2 separate regions of the Homo sapiens genome follow, and region 2 is linked to region 1. The links are chromatin loops, found by intact Hi-C in ENCODE. Cell type or tissue: PC-9. All regions are shown on one strand. Links, peaks and the distances in the headings refer to the core of each region. The heading gives the core; the rest is flanking DNA.

The links. Hi-C counts contacts between places; a loop is a spot of excess contacts. Peaks named below come from ENCODE experiments on the same cell type or tissue, not always from the same donor. Only the 100,000 strongest peaks of a DNase experiment are listed, where the experiment ranks them.
Region 2: a loop joins it to region 1, with 10 times the contacts of the local background. A loop is called at or near these places in 6 of 110 quality-filtered maps.

Annotation. Positions count from the first base shown.
Region 1 is chr12:6,210,796-6,221,261 of GRCh38, reverse strand. All of the region lies in intron 1 of CD9 (CD9 molecule), which reads right to left. Among named protein-coding and RNA genes, the nearest start is that of CD9, 16 kb to the right of the region's middle. RefSeq lists silencers at 1,705-1,999, 5,785-6,079 and enhancers at 2,011-2,883, 2,114-3,313, 5,404-5,907, 5,908-6,409, 6,410-6,913 and 2 more. In PC-9, for the core only: no CTCF peak of the experiment used is centred there; DNase peaks (open chromatin) are centred at 2,631, 5,031, 6,001, 6,431 and 1 weaker place; H3K4me3 peaks cover 1,607 bases; H3K27ac peaks cover 7,826 bases.
Region 2 is chr12:6,291,311-6,299,310 of GRCh38, reverse strand. LOC105369625 (a long non-coding RNA gene) reads left to right here and starts at 3,904. Exons shown (of 5, transcript XR_001748979.2): 1 at 3,904-4,060; 2 at 6,102-6,212. RefSeq lists an enhancer at 3,158-3,658 and a silencer at 5,712-5,922. In PC-9, for the core only: no CTCF peak of the experiment used is centred there; DNase peaks (open chromatin) are centred at 2,950, 3,950, 4,700 and 6,530; H3K4me3 peaks cover 425 bases; H3K27ac peaks cover 4,893 bases.

The DNA.
Region 1 (10,466 bases), core at 966-8,965:
AATGGAAACATTCTGGTTTTGCTGGGAAAAGCTCCTTTGCTATCTGGCCAAAAAATGGTTCCATCCCTTTGAGAGGGCCGAGAGGAAAAGGGTCATTTTTTCCCATTGTTTTACTGGAAATTTCTTCGTTTCTTCACTGGTGCTAGGCCCTGAGAAAAACATGAGCCAAACCTCAACTGAGCACAGTCTACAAAATACTTGCCTAGCACTTCTCTCCAAACTGTCAAGGTCATGGAAAACAAGGAAAGACAGAAACTGTCACAGCCCAGAGAAGACTGAGGGGGCATGACAACTGTCCTGTGGTGTCCTGGATAGGACCCTGGAACAGAAATAGGACGTTACATGAAAAACTAGTGAAATCCGACTAAGTCCAGAGCTCAGTTAACAGAATGTACCAACGGTGGTTTCCTAGTTGTGACAAATGAAACACAGTAATATGAGATGGTACAATAGGGGAAACTGGGGAGGAGGATGAGGGAATTCTCTACACTATCTCTGCAACTTTTCTGTAGATCTAAAATTATTCTAAAACAAAGTGTATAAAACAATAATAAAGAAGCAGGGGTCTCTCTCTTTCAAAGCTTCCTGTCTCCTTCAAGAACCTGCTCCACTAATTAACCTCTTTCCTGACTATGCAGGTCTGCCTCTGCCACTTTTTTGACCTTTGCGAAGACACAGACAGGTCTCCCTAACCTAAAAATCCAAACAGAAGAAAACCAGAAATAGAACCCTTTTTTTCTTCAACCTCGCAGCTCCTTCAGGGTGCTCTCTGCTTTCCTTTCACCCCTGAGCTGGCGTCTTAACCACCTCCAAGTCCTCACTGGCTCGTCACTGCATCTCTCCCAACCCGAAAGGGGTGGTGAGTCTTAAGACTTTTGCTGAATCCTTATGTCTTGGGATCCCACAGCAGCTGACACCACTGAACCCTGCCTCCTCCTTGTCTGCTCCTTAGATGCAATCTCTCCAAGTTTCCCGAGTTCAGCCTCGTGCATTGTGCCTCTGCTAGTACAAGTCCCTCTTAGAATGCTGTCGTGATCGCCTAAGCCAAGCCTGCTGCTTCCCCACCCATTTCCTCCCATTCCTCCCATGCAAATGGCAAATGCAACCCCTGAGCAAGCCAAGCACGTGAGCAGGCCAGTGTCGCATCCATCCTGTCCTCTCCAGCATCCATGCTCCACACTCTCTGCCCTTCCTCTATCTGGGGTTTGCCTCCCATCTCAGCAGAGCACAAGCTCCTTGAGGTCCAGGGGACCTCTGAGTCATTCTTTTATCTCCTTTGCCCCATCCATGCTTTGGACGGATGGTCATTAGTAAGTAATTACTCCATAAATGAATGACTACTTCAGTGAAAAAGTATTTGAAATCCACCCAGATCTCCTCTCCTGTGTCCTCTTCATTTGGACCAGCTTCCTTTCCCATCAGGCCTTTTATCCAGATCCATCTTCAAATGTCTCACAAGAGTCAGAAACCACAAAGAGGCCAGGCGCAGTGGCTCTTGCCTGTCATCCCAGCACTTTGGGAGGCCGAGGCGGGCGGATCATGAGGTCAGGAGATGGAGACCATCCTGGCTAACATGATGAAACCCTGTCTCTACTAAAAATACAAAAAATTAGCCGGGCGTGGTGGCGGGTGCCTGTAGTACCAGCTACTTGGGAGGCTGAGGCAGGAGAATGGAGTGAACCCGGGAGGCGGAGCTTGCAGTGAGCCGAGATCACGCCACTGTACTCCAGCCTGGGCGACAGAGCAAGACTCCATCTCAAAAGAAAAAAAAAAGAAACCACAAAGAACAATTATTTGCCCAGAGTAAATACTAAGGAAGCCCCATTAAGGTTGGTTGGGGAATATTTGGGGAATGACAACAATTTCCCTTTCTGTTGGTGAAGCATGTCCCAATGTGACTTACAGGCAAATCCTTATACAGACTTTGGAAAACCAAGTTTACAAAAAGCCCATGCAGGCCGGGTGCGGTGGCTCATGCCTGTAATCCCAGCACTTTGGGAGGCCAAGGCAGGCGGATCACTTGAGGTCAGGAGTTTGAGACCAGCCTGGCCAACATGGTGAAACCCCGTCTCTACTAAAACTACAAAAATTAGCCGGGCGTGGTGGTGTGTGCCTGTAGTCCCAATTACTTGGGAGGCTGAGGCAGGAGAATCACTTGAACCCGGGAGCCAGAGGTTGCAATGAGCGGAGATTGAGCCACTGCACTCCAGCCTGGGTGACACAGCGAGACTCCATCTCCAAAAATAAAAACAACAAAAAAACAACCCATGCATTGCTGTCCTCGGTCTTTATCTGCAACTCTGCCAGCACCCCCATCCCTCAAAGAAGTCCAGTCAAACACTCTTATGTTTGACGAACACAGGTAAGCTGGTCACCTGGGGCTTATGTGAGCCTCAGGAGACATGAGAACCCAAGAGTGCCCCAAACTCAGGCCCACAATGAATGGTGTCCTGGTCATCCCTTGCCACACCCACTCACCACTGAGAGCACAATTCACCCAAGGCTCCCACGCAAAGATGAGAATTTCAGTGACTCACACTGCAAAATCTTGCTGCAGGGACAGGTTCAGAAATCTTACACTGAAACACACACCTGGAGTTACAGGAAACATTTCCAATTTCAAAGGAGGATTAAACAAAAAACATCAAAGTGTAACGGAGCTTAGGGGCACCTGGCTGCTCTGGGGACTCTATGCCAAGTGTGCAAAACCAGTTCCAGTTAGAACCTGGGGAGGTTCGTATGTACAGCCTGGCCTCCTGATGGAAATTCTTGAAGTAGGTGTGCTGAAAAAGAGGAGGTAACCCAGAGGAAGAGGAAAAGAGCAGTGGGTTGAACGTGGTTTCAGTGTGGGGGAGGGCATACTGCATGCCACTCCCCGGGTGGGAGAAGCCAAGTTTGCCTATGGGACAAATCCTACTGCAAAGAAAAATCCTTTGTGGTCAAACAAACTGGGTGCTCTTGGCGTGGGCCCCCTTTTCCTCCAGGTCCCATCTTCTGTAATATGTACTGACTGGCCATACACTTTTTTTTTTTTGAGACAGGGTCTCACTCTGTCACCCAGGCTGGAGTGCAGTGGTATGACCATGGCTCACTGCAGCCTCGACCTCTCTAGGCTCAGATGATCCTCCCACCTCAGCCTCCTGAGTAGCTGGGACTACAGGTGTGCACCACCACGCCCAGCTAATTTTTAAAAATTATTTGTAGAGATGAAGTTTCCCCATGTTGTCCAGGCTGGTCTCGAACTCCTGGGCTCAGGAGATCCACCCAGCTTGGCCTCTCAAAGTGCTGGGATTACAAGCATGAGCCACTGTACCCAGCCCATTTTTTAAAAAGGACAAAATATTTGTTATGCTTCCTCTATTCAGCTGCCTTGGAAAGCCCAGAAAGTGGAGAGCAGATCATTGCTCACAGTGATTTCTTGCTGAGGATGCCTTGGCCTTGAGGTGGCCATATCTACCACTTTGGGAGGGGTTGGAGGTGGGCAGTGGTGAGTGGATGGAGTCCAGGAAGGAGGGAGAACTTTCTTCCCAACTTCCCATTGTCCTCCTGGAAAAGCAATGGCTACTTGGTTACTCTGCTGAGCCCATGGTCAAAATGATACACAATTTTCAACAAGGGACAGGTGGCTTAATAGAAAGAATAGTGAGCTGCTGCCTGCACAGCTGTGCCACCTAGGGCCTGCTTCTTTATGGGGTGGGCATCAGAATCATCTGGGAAAATACTTGTTTTTTTGAGACAGGTCTCAATCTGTCACCCAGGCTGGAGTACAGTGGCACAATCTTGGCTCACTGCAACCTCTGCTTCCCGGGCTCAAGCGATCCTCCTACTTCAGTCTCTCAAGTAGCTGGCACCACAGGTGGAAGCCACCATACATGGCTAATTTTTTTTTTTCTTATTTTTTTTGTAGAGACAGGGTTTCACCGTGTTGCTCAGGCTGGTCTTGAACTCCTGAGCTCAAGCAATCCACCCACCTTGGCCTCCCAAAGCTTGGGATTACAGGTGTGAGCCATGGCACCCAGCCTACCTGGGGGATTTCTAAACATGCACCTGCCTCAGCAATCCCAGGGGACTCTTTGTGCTCCCAGGGATTCTATTGCACGCCTCTGTTGAGAATGACTGGACTGTGATGGATATAAACTTGGGCTCTAATTCTGGCACTGCTACCTAGGAGCTCTCTGACACTACACACTTTCCTCAGCTTCTCTGAACGTTACAGTCCTCGTTTGTGGAAAAAAAACAGTATGATACCTGTCCTGCCTTCAACGTAGGTTGAAGGAGAGGATTAAATAAAGTGATGCATGTAAAACATTCTGAAAACTGTGAAGTGTTACAGCCAGCCGGATTCCATAGGGAAAAAAAATGACAATAATAATAAACCCTGAGAAAGACGTGAGGTGACACTGGGTCAATTCATGGGCCCTCTGTGGACGGCTGTTGTGTCCTCCTGTGATCGGAGAAGGCGGCTGGGTGGCAGCGGGGGAATTTAGGACACTGGGGTTCTGTTTCCTGGTTTGTGTGGGAGTCTGTGTGAGCGCTGGGTAGTGGAGGAAAATGGATAAACTTATCTGCTTCACACCTGCAAACTGCCATCCAGAGCTCCACTAAGACTGGATGGGAATGGCCAAAGGAAAGTGGGGAAGGAAGGCTAAAGGGAGACTGTTGGCTCAGATTTTAGGCTTCTGTCCTTCCTTGGATCACAAACTGCTTCCGTGGGCAAATTAACCCTGCTGAAAGGAGTTATTACAGCAGCAGATAACAGAGAGAGAGGGGATTTTCCTGGGTTGGGCAGGAGAGGAAACCTTGGCCTCTTTATCACCCTCCTTCAATAAGATGCTTGTCAGCCCTGGTTTTTGTTTTTGTCATCTACTAAACTTGGGAGAGCATTAGTCATAGTTGTCCATAGCACCCAGGAAGTAAGCAACACACCAAATACTGGGGATGCAAGTTTCCCACACCAGCAGTTTTCCAGGCCCCAAAATACCAGTCACGCTTTAAGAAAGCCACAGAAGTGGAGATAGGCCCTCCCTCTTCGCACAGACTTCAACATTTAAAAACAAGTCAGGCCACCCAGACCTGTGGGCTCTGGGCCTCGCCCATCTCCATGGCAACCCTTGGCTCACTACTGCATGCCAAGCCTTGGATGGGCTGATTCACTCCTCAGGAAGCCGGGCCAGGCAGTGCCAGCAAGAACAAACAGGATCCCGATGCCCACAGCCTCCTCCAACCCTCTCTGTGTCCTCCTCTCCCACCTCCAAATGAAGGCTGGGGCTGTTGTCTTTGGAAGGGCAAAGCCACTTGGGCAGGACTAGAGGCTTTGGGGTGCTCCCTTATCCAGCTCCACCACACAGTAAACACCGGGAACAAGAAAACCAAAACTCCGCTGTAATCAGCAGAAGAAATTGCCACGACTTGCTCTCCTTAAGCGTCCCAACTAAACTACTGTAATAGCTCATGGCGGAATTTCTAGATGACAACAGGGCATATTACTAACTTTAGTTTTACTACAGCCAAGTTGAAAAGCCCCAGAGATCACAGCCCTAGAGAACCAGAACTCCCTTTTGTAGGTATGACTGGTTGGTCAGGCGCATCCTGGGGGCCATCTCTCCTCTCCAGACAACTTCTGCTCTTGGGACTTCTACCGAGCCACTGTCTGAAGGCAGTGCTCAAACCTTCAGAAATTCTTATCTTCAAAGGCAACCCAGGAAACTCTTCTCTATGCCAGTCCAGCAGCTCTCGAAATGACCCCAGACCAGCAGCAGGATGACCCAGGAACCTGGACATGCAAATTCGCAGTTCCCTCCTAGACTCACTCAGTGAAACTGGAGTGGGACTGGGCCGGCACTCTGTTTTCCAACACCTCCCCAGGTGACTCTCATCACGCTCAAGTTTAAGAACCACTACTCTAGGCCTTCATTTACACACCAATAATCAGGAAGGACAGAGAAAAGCTCTCTCTGGGGGTTCTGAATCCAGAGAATAGCTTTCTAAATGCCAGTGCCGAAAAGCCTGAAGGCATGGATGGGAGGTGTGAGCTTCCTCTGAGCTGGAGGTGCTTTGTGTGTGTTAGGGAGAGCTCACTGCCCAGCCCCACGAGGGAGCAGGACTGGCACCTACTACTTTACACTCCGATCTGGAGAGTGGGGCATTTGGGGGCTCAAATGCTTTGACCAGCACTGTGAGCCACGGGGAGGGAACCTGGGGTCACCCTGGAAATGCGGCATTGTGACCATTAAGGGTGAGGATGCAGAGAGGTGGGAAGGCAGGAAGAGGTAAGAAAGGAGAGAGAACGGCTGGACAACTCTGTGCTGAACCCACTGAGCCAGGAAGTCATGGTAAAGGGCTCAAGTTGGAACCTGCGTTTGGCTCCCAAATGCACATCCACCACCCAGGCCCTGCCTGCGTGAACTCTCCTCTGGTAACAGGCCCTGGTGACTCAGTGGGCCCGTGAGAGGCTCCCACAACCTGCAGCAGGGCACTCCTGGTAAGAACCTCCCCCCTGAATTCTGCAGCCGGCTGTGCTCCCTAGGCCAGCTCGCTGTTATGCATGAGACTGGACTTCTCCTCAAACCTCCCCGAACTCTAGAAAAACAATTTTTTAAAAGAATACACTCAGAGGCTGATGGTCAGGCCTCTGACCTGACCTAGCACTTTGGGAGGCTGAGAGGGGGGCGGAATGCTTGAGCTCAGGAGTTGGAGACCAGCCTGGGCAATATGGTAAAACCCAGTCTCTACTAAAAAATACAAAAACTTAGCTGGGAATGGTGGCACACGCCTGTAGTTCCAGCTACTTGGGGGGCTGAGGAAGGAGGATGGCTTAAATCCAGGAGGTCAAGGCTGCAGTGAGTTGACACTGCGCCACTGCACTCCAGCCTGGGTGACAGAGACCCCATCTCAAAAAAAAAAAAAAAAAAAAAAAAGAGGCTAATGGTCAAGTTGCAGGTTGTCTAGCTTAGGGAAAATAACACCACAGTAGCAATTTAACAGTAGAAGTTACTATGTACAAGGACCCACGCCCCCGACACATTACAGGAGGTGGTTTATGTACAGTCTCTCACTGAATCCTCTCATCACCCTCATTTTATGGATGAATCAGGCTCAGAGATTTTAAGCAACTGACTCAAAAAGACACAGCCAGGAAGAGGCAGAGCTCAGATGGAACCAGCTCCACATAGACGACTCAAAGCTATGCTCTTCTCGATGCACGGTGCTTCCTCACTGGCCAGGGGGTGACTGGGAAAGATGTGAATCCCTGAGAAATTTTCTTGGGGGACAAGTGGGAGGCTTGGACGTGTTGAATTTGGCAAAATGCTCTGACTTAAGCCTTAACCTGGTGACAGGGTTTCCCTGCCTGCTGCAGCTTGACAACAGATGCTTTCAATTTGGGGTGTTGACCCTAGCCCTGGTGGGGGCCAAGAGGGAGGGAGGGAAGATGCTGGCCCGTAGCTTCTCCCTTGGGTTTGTTCTCTCCCGCCATTGAGGCTGGGAGAGGTGGTGGTCCCTGGGAAGCTGCACCCTCAGGCGCTACCTTCCTTCCACTTCCTACCCCTGGTGTCTACACAAGCAATGGTGACCGTGGCTCTGCATCTCTCTGGGACCTGGTTTCTGGGTGTAGGTGTTCTAGGTGTCCAGAAAATTCTACATACGAAGAATCAACTTCCTTTTGGAAGGCACAAGGAGTGAACTGAAGGAGAGGCATTGAGGCCACCCTTCTTGGTGTGGACATGAAGTAGATTTTCCTTCAATTTCCATTGTAAATTAATTTCCAAGTTGAGCTCCACAAAGCGAGTCTCTGCCAATGGGGCATTCTTACAGGCGCTTCCAGCAAAGTGCAAAACTGATTCCCTTCTTTATCCGTCTTCCCCAAACTGGGGAAGTCTCAGAAATGAGTGTTTTATAGACAGGTGGAAAGATACGTCCTCCAATTCGTGTTCGAGAGGGAGAAAGACTGGAGGTAAATTTCAGCATTGACTGATCTTGTGTGATGTGGTTTCATGAACTGAAGTGAGAAGATATGGATGAATGTGAACACTTAGACAACCTCAATCTGTGAAAAATGTTAAGGAGAGGTACCAGTAGCAGCAACTACAGCAACAGCAGCAGAAGCTAACACAGAAGCTCTGCCTGTGAGCCAGGCCCATATAATAGCTTTACATTAAATATCCCCTTAGTCCCAGTAACAATCGTAAGACGCTGGTTGTGTTATTACCTTCATTACACAGATAAGGAAAGTAAGGCTTAAGGAGAGTGACTAATTTGCTGTCTCCCCACGGGAATCAGCGTTTCTATCAAGACAACTCCTTGCCCGCTCCTGGCCCACTCCCCCCAACCCCAGCAATGTCCCTGGGTCATAAATGGCCCCTGCTATTATATGTCACTCTTTTATACCATAAGGGCAGGCTGGGGAGAGGGGTCCACACATACACTTAAACCCAACATTCCATGACAAGCTGGGTCCCTGGGGAGGCCAACTTCTGCCTTCTGTGGCCATTTAGTGCTCTAGACACTGAGATGATTATGGTACCTACCCCACAACCCATACAATTCAACATAAAAAAAGTTGAACTTGTAAGATAAAGCTCAAAAAAAGTGCCTATTTCCCTGGATTCCTTGAGCTGCCTGCATTGTTGGTGCCCTAAGCACATGCTTAGCCTGCCTACTGACTCTGTGGCCTCCCTTTCCAGGGGTGCTAGTGCAGCTGGGGGGCTCCTGGGTGGAAGGGTGAAGGTGGCCCTAGACAGCTACAGCCTGGGGGTGCCACCACCTTGCTATGCCTGGCTCGTTGTGTGTAAATGTTCGAGCCTGGCCTCAGGCTGGTGCAGGCCATTACTTTACAAGAGAACATTCCCTGTGGGAGCAACAGTAATGCAATGCATGAGAGGTTTCCCAGGGAGGAGACTAGAATTACACTACAAGGCCCTGCTGCCCCTTCTGATTCTTAGTGGGCTGCCTTAGAGCCTGAGAGCTAGTTAGAATCATCCCTGTGAGAGATGAAGAAACAGGCTCCGAGAGGTAAAGCGACTTGCCCGTGGTCACAGAGCAGGCATGAGTGACCCAGCTGTCAGCACTCTTCCTCTGACGGTGCACAGCACATGCCATGCAGAGATCGGTTACTTGCTGACCTGTCTCCTCCCTGATAGAAGGGAGACAGCTTGGTCCCCTCTCCAGGGTGTGGCAGAGGATGAGGAACTCCGTAAGCTTTTTCTCAGCATATCTTTCTGGAAATTAGGCAGCTACCTGGTCTGAACAAGTTCGAGTTGAGAAATCTTCCCTCCTTTCAAGGACAAAGTCAGCATCATTTAAAAACCTGGAGCCCTTCCTCTGCCCTGGAGAGGAGAAAAGCTTCAGTGAAGTGTACTGGCGTTAGGATGTTGGGGCTGATTGGGAGGGAGGCCCCAGCCCAAGGTAACCTCTTTCTAAACAAGAAATCCCATTTCAAGTTTCCACTGCCTGCTTGCCAGACGCGTAGCATACACTGGCCAGCCCATAAATCCCTTTTCCACTGAAAGCAGGCATTCTGATCTTAACCAAAATCATCTGATGTGGGGGATTGTTTTGGATGTTTTGCTTTAAATTCCAGAATACCACACATTTGTTTTCCGTTGTGTATGCCTCGCCGAGCTGTCTGGCGATGACTGCACACACTCTTGCTGACACACTCTAGCCACTTGCAGCAGCTTGCTCTCATTCCATCTGCAGAGTTGGCCGCCACGTGCGTGCGTGGCCCTGAGTGGTGGGAGATGCTCCTTCCTTGACAGTTTTCAAGCAATGCCAGGTGGTGCCTGGAGTGGCAGGGTCGGCTAAAAGCACTTCCGGCACCGCTTGGTGGAACGGCCCTCCTGCTCCAACATGGGATCTTGCAAACCCCAAGCCAGCAAGGGAGGCCAAGATCCCCAAACTCTTGTCTAACCTATCAACCTGCCCTACCCCTCTGCCAGGAGCTCCTTCTTCATATTAGGTCACCTAATTACTAGCAGCAAGTACTCAAATATTTGCTATCTATGTTCCACAACCCCACCCTAAGCACTTCTCCAGAACTATTTAGTTTTCAGAATAGGCCCACCAAAGAGGTAATATTGTCTTCTATTTTTTAGATGAAAAAACTGGGGCACAAAAGTTAAGTTGCTCGGGCCGGGCACGGTGGCTCAAGCCTGTAATCCCAGCACTTTGGGAGGCCAAGGCGGGAGGATCACAAGGTCAGGAGTTCAAGACCAGCCTGGCCAACATGGTGAAACCCCATCTCTACTAAAAATATAAAAAAATAGCCAGGCATGGTGGTGCGTGCCTGTAATCCCAGCTACTTGGGAGGCTGAGGCTGTTCAATCGCTTGAACCCAGGAGGCAGAGGTTGCAGTGACCCAAGACCACGCCACTGCACTCCAGCCTGGCAACAGAGCGAGACTCCTTCTCAAAAAAAAAAAAAAAAAAAAGTTGCTCAACTGAGATCACAGGGCAAGTAAGTGGCAGAGT
Region 2 (8,000 bases), core at 1-8,000, 79 kb before region 1:
ATCCCAACACATCTTCTTAACTTCACATTTTGCCCTTTACAAAAATATATATAGGACAGAGAAGACACGAAGACCTACAAGAGGTTTGTGGTGATTTCATTAAACGAAGACTTGCCCACACTGATATTATTATTTATTTTTTAAAATTTTATTTCAGTAGATTTTGGGGAACAGGTGGTGTTTGGTTACCTGGATAAGTTCTTTAGTGGTAGTTTCTGAGATTTTGGTATACTCATCACCTGAGCAGTGTACACTGTACACTTTTATCCCTCACCCTCTCCCACCCTTCCCCCTGAGTCCCCAAAGTCCATCATATCATTCTTATGCCTTTGCACCCTCATAGCTTAGCTCCCACTTATAAGTGAGAACATACGATGTTTGGTTTTCCATTCCTGAGTTACTTCACTTAGAATCATGGTCTCCAACTCCATAATATATATCACATTTTCTTTATCCACTCGGTTCAACTCAAACCGATGTTATGAAGCATCCTTTCTTCGGGGCCATGAAGCTTTTACGCTCCAAGCATTCTATCTTAAAATTTGGGAAAGTTGAGAGGTCGTGTGGTGCCTGAAGTGTTCTATGTGGCATGGGTTATTATTATGATTGTTCTTAAGAGAGCCACCTGCCTGGCCTCCCATAGTGCTGGGATTACAGGCATGAGCCGCCACGCCTGACCAGCGTGGATTATTTCTTAACGCACCCCCTTCCTCTACAAAAGTTATTTTCAGCAATAATCATGAATTGAAGTTTTCATATTGGCCCTCATAAAACAAAAATATTACAACTTGTAATTTGCCTTCTATCTCACTGCTTTTTTTTTTTTTTGATCACTGAAACCTCCGCCTCCTGGGTTCAAGTAGGTCTCATGCCTCAGCCTCCCGAGTAGCTGGGATTACATGCGTGCGCCACCATGCCCAGCTAATTTTTGTATTTTTAGTACAGACAGGGTTTCGCCATGTGGGCCAGGCAGGTCTTGAACTCTTGGCCTCAAGTGATCCTCCCACCGTGGCCTCCCAAAGTGCTGGGATTACAGGTGTGAGCCACCACACCCGGCCTCCTTTTCACTGTTTTGAATTTTTAACACAAATACAAAGTCCAAGTAGATAAGAGAAAAATAACTCAAGTTATTCCTTTGTCTTTGCAATCAGGGCACTATCATTGTGTCTTTTGAATCTACCTTTGAAAGGCAGAGATAACGTGGTTCTGTTAGTGGAAAAAAGGGTCTTGATCCAGAGCCCAGAGGGTTCTTGGATCTCGTGCAGGAAATAACTCAAGGCGAGTCACAGAGTGCAGTAAGAAGAAAGTTTATTGAAAGCTATCCTGTTACACAGGAGGGCGTCCTCAGAAAGCCAGCAGAGGACTGCCCCGGCTTTGTTTTAAGTTTTTCTCGTATAGGGGTCTTGTCGATGTAAAGGTTAAACTAAGCTGTTTCTACATGTGGGTGAGCAGACTGCATGAGAGAGTTTATTACTCTGTTGATTTAAAGAAAACTGTCCTTGACGTTTTAGTGTGTAAGTATTAATACATCAAGGTGTAACTATGATTATCTTCAGAGCATATGTTGATACGAGTATCGGGACATGTGGACTCTCCATTGTTGTCGGAGGGTGTCTTTGTAGGCATCTTTAGACTGTTTCCTCAACTGTAAACACACCATGACTATAGGCTGTGACCAGCAAGGAGTGTGCCTTTCTAGCTTTTTGTGTGTGTGTGCCTTTCTAGTTTTAAGATGGGAGTTGATTGGCCAGGTGCTGTGGCTCATACCTATAATCTCAGCACTTTGGGAGGCCGAGTCGGGAGGATTACTTAAGACCAGGAGTTGAGACCAGCCGGGCAACACGGGGAGACCCTATCTCTAAATTAAAAAACAAAACAAAACAAAAAGATGGAGTTGAGTGTAAAATGGTGTCACTCTGGCTCTCCCAAGCTCCTGCTTCCATAGCAGCTCCACACGAACGGAGGCACTGACCAGCCAGAAGTAAGAAACACATGGAGCTGAGTCTGCGGGTGTCGGGGGCCCACTGAATAACGAGTTTTCAGCTTTCATTTCTGCATAGGAGATAATGTTATTTATCTTTTTTTTTTTTTTTTTTTTTTTGAGACTGAGTCTCACTCTGTCGCCCAGGCTGGAGTGCAGTGGCGCGATCTCGGCTCACTGCAAGCTCCGCCTCCCGGGTTCACGCCATTCTCCTGCCTCAGCCTCCCGAGTAGCTGGGATTACAGGCGCCCGCCACCACGCCCGGCTAATTTTTTGTATTTTTAGTAGAGATGGGGTTTCACCGTGTTAGGATGGTCTCCATCTCCTGACCTCATGATCCACCTGCCTCGGCCTCCCAGAGTGCTGGGATTACAAGCGTGAGCCACCTTGCCCGGCCGATAATGTTATTTAAATGCTAAGTTATAAAAACAAGTTAAATTGAAGTTCACATTTTATTTATTTATTTATTTATTTTTGAGATGGAGTCTCACTCTGTCACCCAGGCTGGAGTGCAGTGGCCTAATCTCGGCTCACTGAAACCTCTGCCTCCTAGGTTCAAGTGATTCTCCTGCCTCAGCCTCCTGAGTAGCTGAGATTACAGGCGTGCACTACCATGCCTGGCTAATTTTTGTATTTTTAGTAGAGATGGGGTTTCACCATGTTGGCCAGGCTGGTCTCGAACTCTTAACCTCGGGTGATCCACCTGCCTTGGCCTCCCAAAGTGCTGGGATTACAGGCGTGAGCCACTGTGCCCGGCCGAAGTTCACATATAATTAAAACTCAGTGGTAATGACAGCATTTATTTAGATTTAGAACTTAGACCAATAAAATACTTTTTCAGGGAGGAATGTTTTATCACTGACATTGTTTAGGATTGCTGGCCCAGGGGATAACAAAGAACTTTCGGTTGCTTACTCATTTACAATTCTCTAAGGACAATGCAGCCTCTATTCCCTGCCTTGGCGGTGGTGGGGAAACGGTTTTCACTACCCTGCTATTGCCTACCACTGATAAGAGGCCTACCTTTTTTTATAAAGTGGCGGAAGGGTGACTCGTGTCAAAAGGCTGGCGGGATGCCAGCATGAGTCCTTGGCCCCTCTCCTACTTCGTTCCTATCCTGTCCTGTTCTCCATCTTGCTGTTTGGACAGATGTTGCCATCCTGGACCTTGAGGCTGAGAGACTTGTCCGAGGGGTGGCACACCAGAAGGAGCCTAGGACCCTGGCACTTCATCAGCACTCCATGGAAAGTGCTCCGTCTTCAGACTATGTGAGGGAGAAATAAGATCTCATCTTTTCTGGGGTCTCACTCTCCCACCCAGGCTGAAGTGCGGTGGTGAGATCTCGGCTCACTGTAACCTCCGCCTCCTGGGTTCAAGCAATTCTCCTGCCTCAGCCTCCCGAGTGGCTGGGATTACAGGCGCCTGCCACCACGCCCAGCTAATTTTTGTATTTTTAGTAGAGACAGGGTTTCACCATGTTGGCCAGGCTGGTCTTGAACTCCTGACCTCAAGTTATCCACCCACCTCAGCCTCCCGAAGTGGTGGGATTACAGGCATGAGCCACCATGTCTGGCCCTCTTTTCTGAGGTTTCTGACACTTTCAGGGATCAGGGACATTTATGCCGGAGTCCTGACCTTTAAGCCGAGGTCTGAAGAATGAATAGGTATTTTGTGAGTAAGAAGAGGGAAGAGAATTTCAAGGAGTTGGGGGCTTGGGTAGGAAAGCTAAGAGCCAAGAGACCACATGGTGAGTTTGAGGAACGGAAAGAAGCTTTGGATGGGGGAGCTCAGAGTGCCAGAGTGTCTGGAATAGGAACCCCAGAAGGACTTACTTGTGCAGATGATTGATCTGTGCTCATTGGCATTACCTAACATTCTGTCTGGGAGTTCTGGGGTGCTAGGAGGTTCTCAGAGGCCAGACCAGGAAATCCAGGGCCTCACCTTCCCAGGGTTGCCCCAGGCAACCTCTGTTTGTAAAGAATCCTGTTTATTATCTACTGACTCATGGTCATCTGTGGTTGCTATGGTTCCCACCAACAATGAAGCATAAATCCATTCCTAGAGGGTGGGGTCTGCAAGGTGGGGCTGTCCTCTTCCTTTTCTGGCTCCCAGCTCCTCGCAGCTTCCCAGCCTACAGCAGCAGGGTTGGGGGGTGGGGGGGTTGGGGGAGTGTCTTTGTCTATGGAATCTCAGATGTGGGGCTCCTTGGAAGGGTGGGACAAGGAGCTCAGTGGAGTGAAGGGACAGATCTCTGCAGTCAGGGCTGGGACCACGTCCACTGAGTGAGAGAGAACCGGGCAGCTCTAAGCTGATCAGAAGCCCTGTTCCCTCTGCATAACTAGAGGAGGAGCCCAGGAGATGGAGAGAGAGAGACTCCAGGAAGAGTTAGAGCAGGATTAGGAGACCTGGCCCCTTTCTCCACCAGGGACAAGCAGAGTTTGTTCCCCAAAGTGGTGGCAGATACATAAATGTGAAGCTGGGAGAGGCAGTTGTTTGGCAACAGGCAGAGATGTATATATGTTGTATAAAGGAACCAAGAGAAAGGGAAGCTAGAGGGACAGGTGGACTTTGGAAAGATTATTTCATTTCACACATTTGCACAAAGTCTTATAGGTTACAAAGCATTTGTGCATCTATTTTCTCATTTGCTTGTCACAGAAGCCCTGTGAGGAAGCCAGGGCAAGAAATATCAATCCATTTGAAAATGAGTAAACACTGGCTTATAAAGGTTGCTTAACACAGCCAAGGTCAAAAACAGGACTAGAATTTAGAGCTCCTGGCTCATAGTTCAGTGCTTTCTTTAAACTTTTTTTTTTTTTTTTTTTTTTTTAACAGAGATGGGTCTCTCTGTGTTGCCCAGGCTTGTCTTTAACTCTTAGACTCAAGCAATTCTCCTGCCTTGGCTTTCCAAAGTGTTGGGATTACAGGCTTGAGCCACCACACCTGGCCCAGTGCTCACTCTTTCTTTTCTCTCTTTCTCTCTCTCTCTCTTTCTTTTTTGACAGAGTCTTGAGTCACCACACGTGGCCCAGTGCTCGGTCGCTCCTTCCTTCCTTCCTTCCCTCCCTCCTTCCCTCCCTCCTTCCCTCCTTCCTTCCCTCCTTCTTTCCTTTCTTCCTTCCTTCCCTCCTTCTTTCCTTCCTTTCTCTCTCTCTCTCTCTCTCTCTCTTTCTTTCTTTCTTTTTTTCAGAGTCTTGCTCTGTCACCCAGACTGGAGTGCAATGGCAGGATCTCGGCTCACTGCAACCTCCACCTTCTGGGTTCAAGCAATTCTCCTGCCTCAGCCTCCCAAGTGGCTGGGATTACAGGCACCTGCCACCACGCCCAGCTAATTTTTTTGTATTTTTAGTAGAGATAGGGTTTCACCATGTTGGCCAGACTGGTCTCGAACTCCTAACCTCAGGTGATCCACCCGTCTCGGCCTCCCAAAGTGCTGGGATTACAGGTGTGAGCCACCACGCCTGGCCACCCAGTGCTCTTTCTATCAAATAAATGTCTCAAACTTGGGCTTTCGTGGGTCATTTTAATGGGTGTTTAATACACACAAAGTGCCAAAATTTTGGGTCAACTTAAAAAATTGTCAGCTAGGCGCCACCAGTGGGTCATGCCTGTAATCTGTGTGCTTTGGGAGGCCAAGGTAGGCAGACCACTTGAGGTCAGGAGTTCGTGACCAGCCTGGCCAATATGGCAAAACCCCATCTCTACTAAAAATACAAAAATTAGCCGGGCATTGTGGTGGGCGCCTGTAATCCCAGCCACTTGAGAGGCTGAGGTGGGAGAACCACTTGAACCCGGGAGGCGAAGGTTGCAGTGAGCCAAGATCATGCCACTGCACTCCAGCTTGGGTGATAGAGTGAGATCCTGTCTTGGAAAAAAAAAAAAAATTGTCACTGCTGGTGTGGTGGTGCACCACCTGTGGTCCCAGTTGCCTGCAGAGGCTGAGGTGGTCGGATTGCTTGAGCCTGGGAGGTCAAGGCTGCAGTAAGCTATGATGACACCACTGCACTCCAGCCTGGGCATCAGAACAAGACCCTGTCTCAGAAGAAATTTTGTCTCAAATTTTAAAATAATGTATTAAAACACGAAAAAAGTAACAACAGTGTCTCTGTTTTAAATCAAGGAGAAGGACATTGTCATCTTCATTAGATTGTTTATATTCAGCTTGGTGTCAGACTACTGTGGTGGACATTCTTGGGGAAGGTGATTTGCCACACCACCAGGAACTACATCTGTAAGTACACTACATTCAAAATTTGGAAGATTGTTTTAACCCTGGGTGATGGTGGAAAATAGATTTCTTATCCAACCTTTGGCTTCGTTGGAAAGTACTTCATGTTCTGATGTTGAATTTCAACTGTTTTTTTATTGTGGTAAAATATACATAACATGAAGTTTACCTTTTAATCTCAGTGGTTTTAAAATATACTCAATAATATGTTTTTGATTTCTTTCTAAAAAAAAATCCAATGTTGGGAAATAGTAAAGCGTTGATGTTGCAACTGTGCCAGAGTTCTAAGTTCAAGAAATCCTGGTATTTTATTTCTAACATTAAGGTTGTAAAATGCTGGTCCTGAGTCATAGGTTCTGGTGTGTCACTAAGATACACTACTTGAACAAACCCTTTGCAATTAGATGAATGCTCTTCGTTAGCATATCAATGTCACAAAGTGTCATCCTGCATTTAGAAAAACTTGTGTGATGGAAAGGAAAAAGTAAAACTATCTCTGTTTGCAAATGACGTGATATTATATATAGAAAACCCTAAGGAATCTACAAAAATAATTAGAATCTACAAAAAATAATTAGAGCTATAAAACAGTTCAGCAGAGTTGCAGGATACAAGATCACTTACATTACTAGTTCCGGGCTCTTCTATGTACAAAAATCAGTTGCATTTCTATGCACTAGCAATGAATAACCTGAAAATGAAATTAAGAAGACCGTCTGCTTAGAATAGTATCAAAATGAATAGAATACTTAGGAATAAGCGTTTTTTTTTTTTTTTTTTTTTTTTTTTCTGGAGACGGAGTCTCACTCTTTCGCCCAGGCTGGAGTGCAGTGGAACCATCTCGGCTCACTGCAAACTCTGCCTCCCGGGTTCACGCCATTCTCCTGCTTCAGCCTCCCAAGTAGCTGGGACTGCAGGTGCCCGCCACCACGCCTGGCTAATTTTTTGTATTTTTAGTAGAGATAGGGTTTCACTGTGTTACCCACAATGGTCTCAATCTCCTGACCTCGTGATCCACCCGCCTCAGCCTCCCAAAGTGCTGGGATTACAGGCGTGAGCCACTGCGCCCTGCCAGGAATAAATTTAACCAAAGAAATGCAATAATTGTACACTGAAAAATATTGTTGAAAGAAATTAAACAAGGTCTAAATAAAATCAAAGGACAGCCTATGTTTATTGTCTAAAAACTTAATATTGTTAAGATGTTGATACCAAATTTATCTACAGATTCAATGCAATCTCTATAGAAACTGTCCCCCCAAACCCCAGAAATGGACACGCTGATCCTAAAATTCATACAGAATTGCATGGGACCTAAAATAAACAAAACAAACTTGAAAAAGAACACAGTTAAAGGATTCATACTTCCTAATTTTCAAAACTTACTACAAAGCTACTGTAATCAAGACGATGTGATATTGGCATAAGGATAGATAAACAGACGGATGGAACAGAATCCAGTCCACACACCGACAGAACAGAATCCAGTCCACACACGGACGGGAATAGAATCCAGTCCACACACGGACGGGAATAGAATCCAGTCCACACACCGACGGAACAGGATCCAGTCCACGCGCCGACGGAAGAGGATCTAGTCCACACGCCAACGGGAATAGAATCCCGTCCACACACCGACGGAACAGAATCCAGTCCATGCACCGACGGAACAGGATTCAGTCCACGCACCGACGGGAATAGAATCCAGTCCACACACCGACAGAACAGAATCCAGTCCACACACGGACGGGAATAGAATCCAGTCCACACACCGACGGAACAGGATCCAGT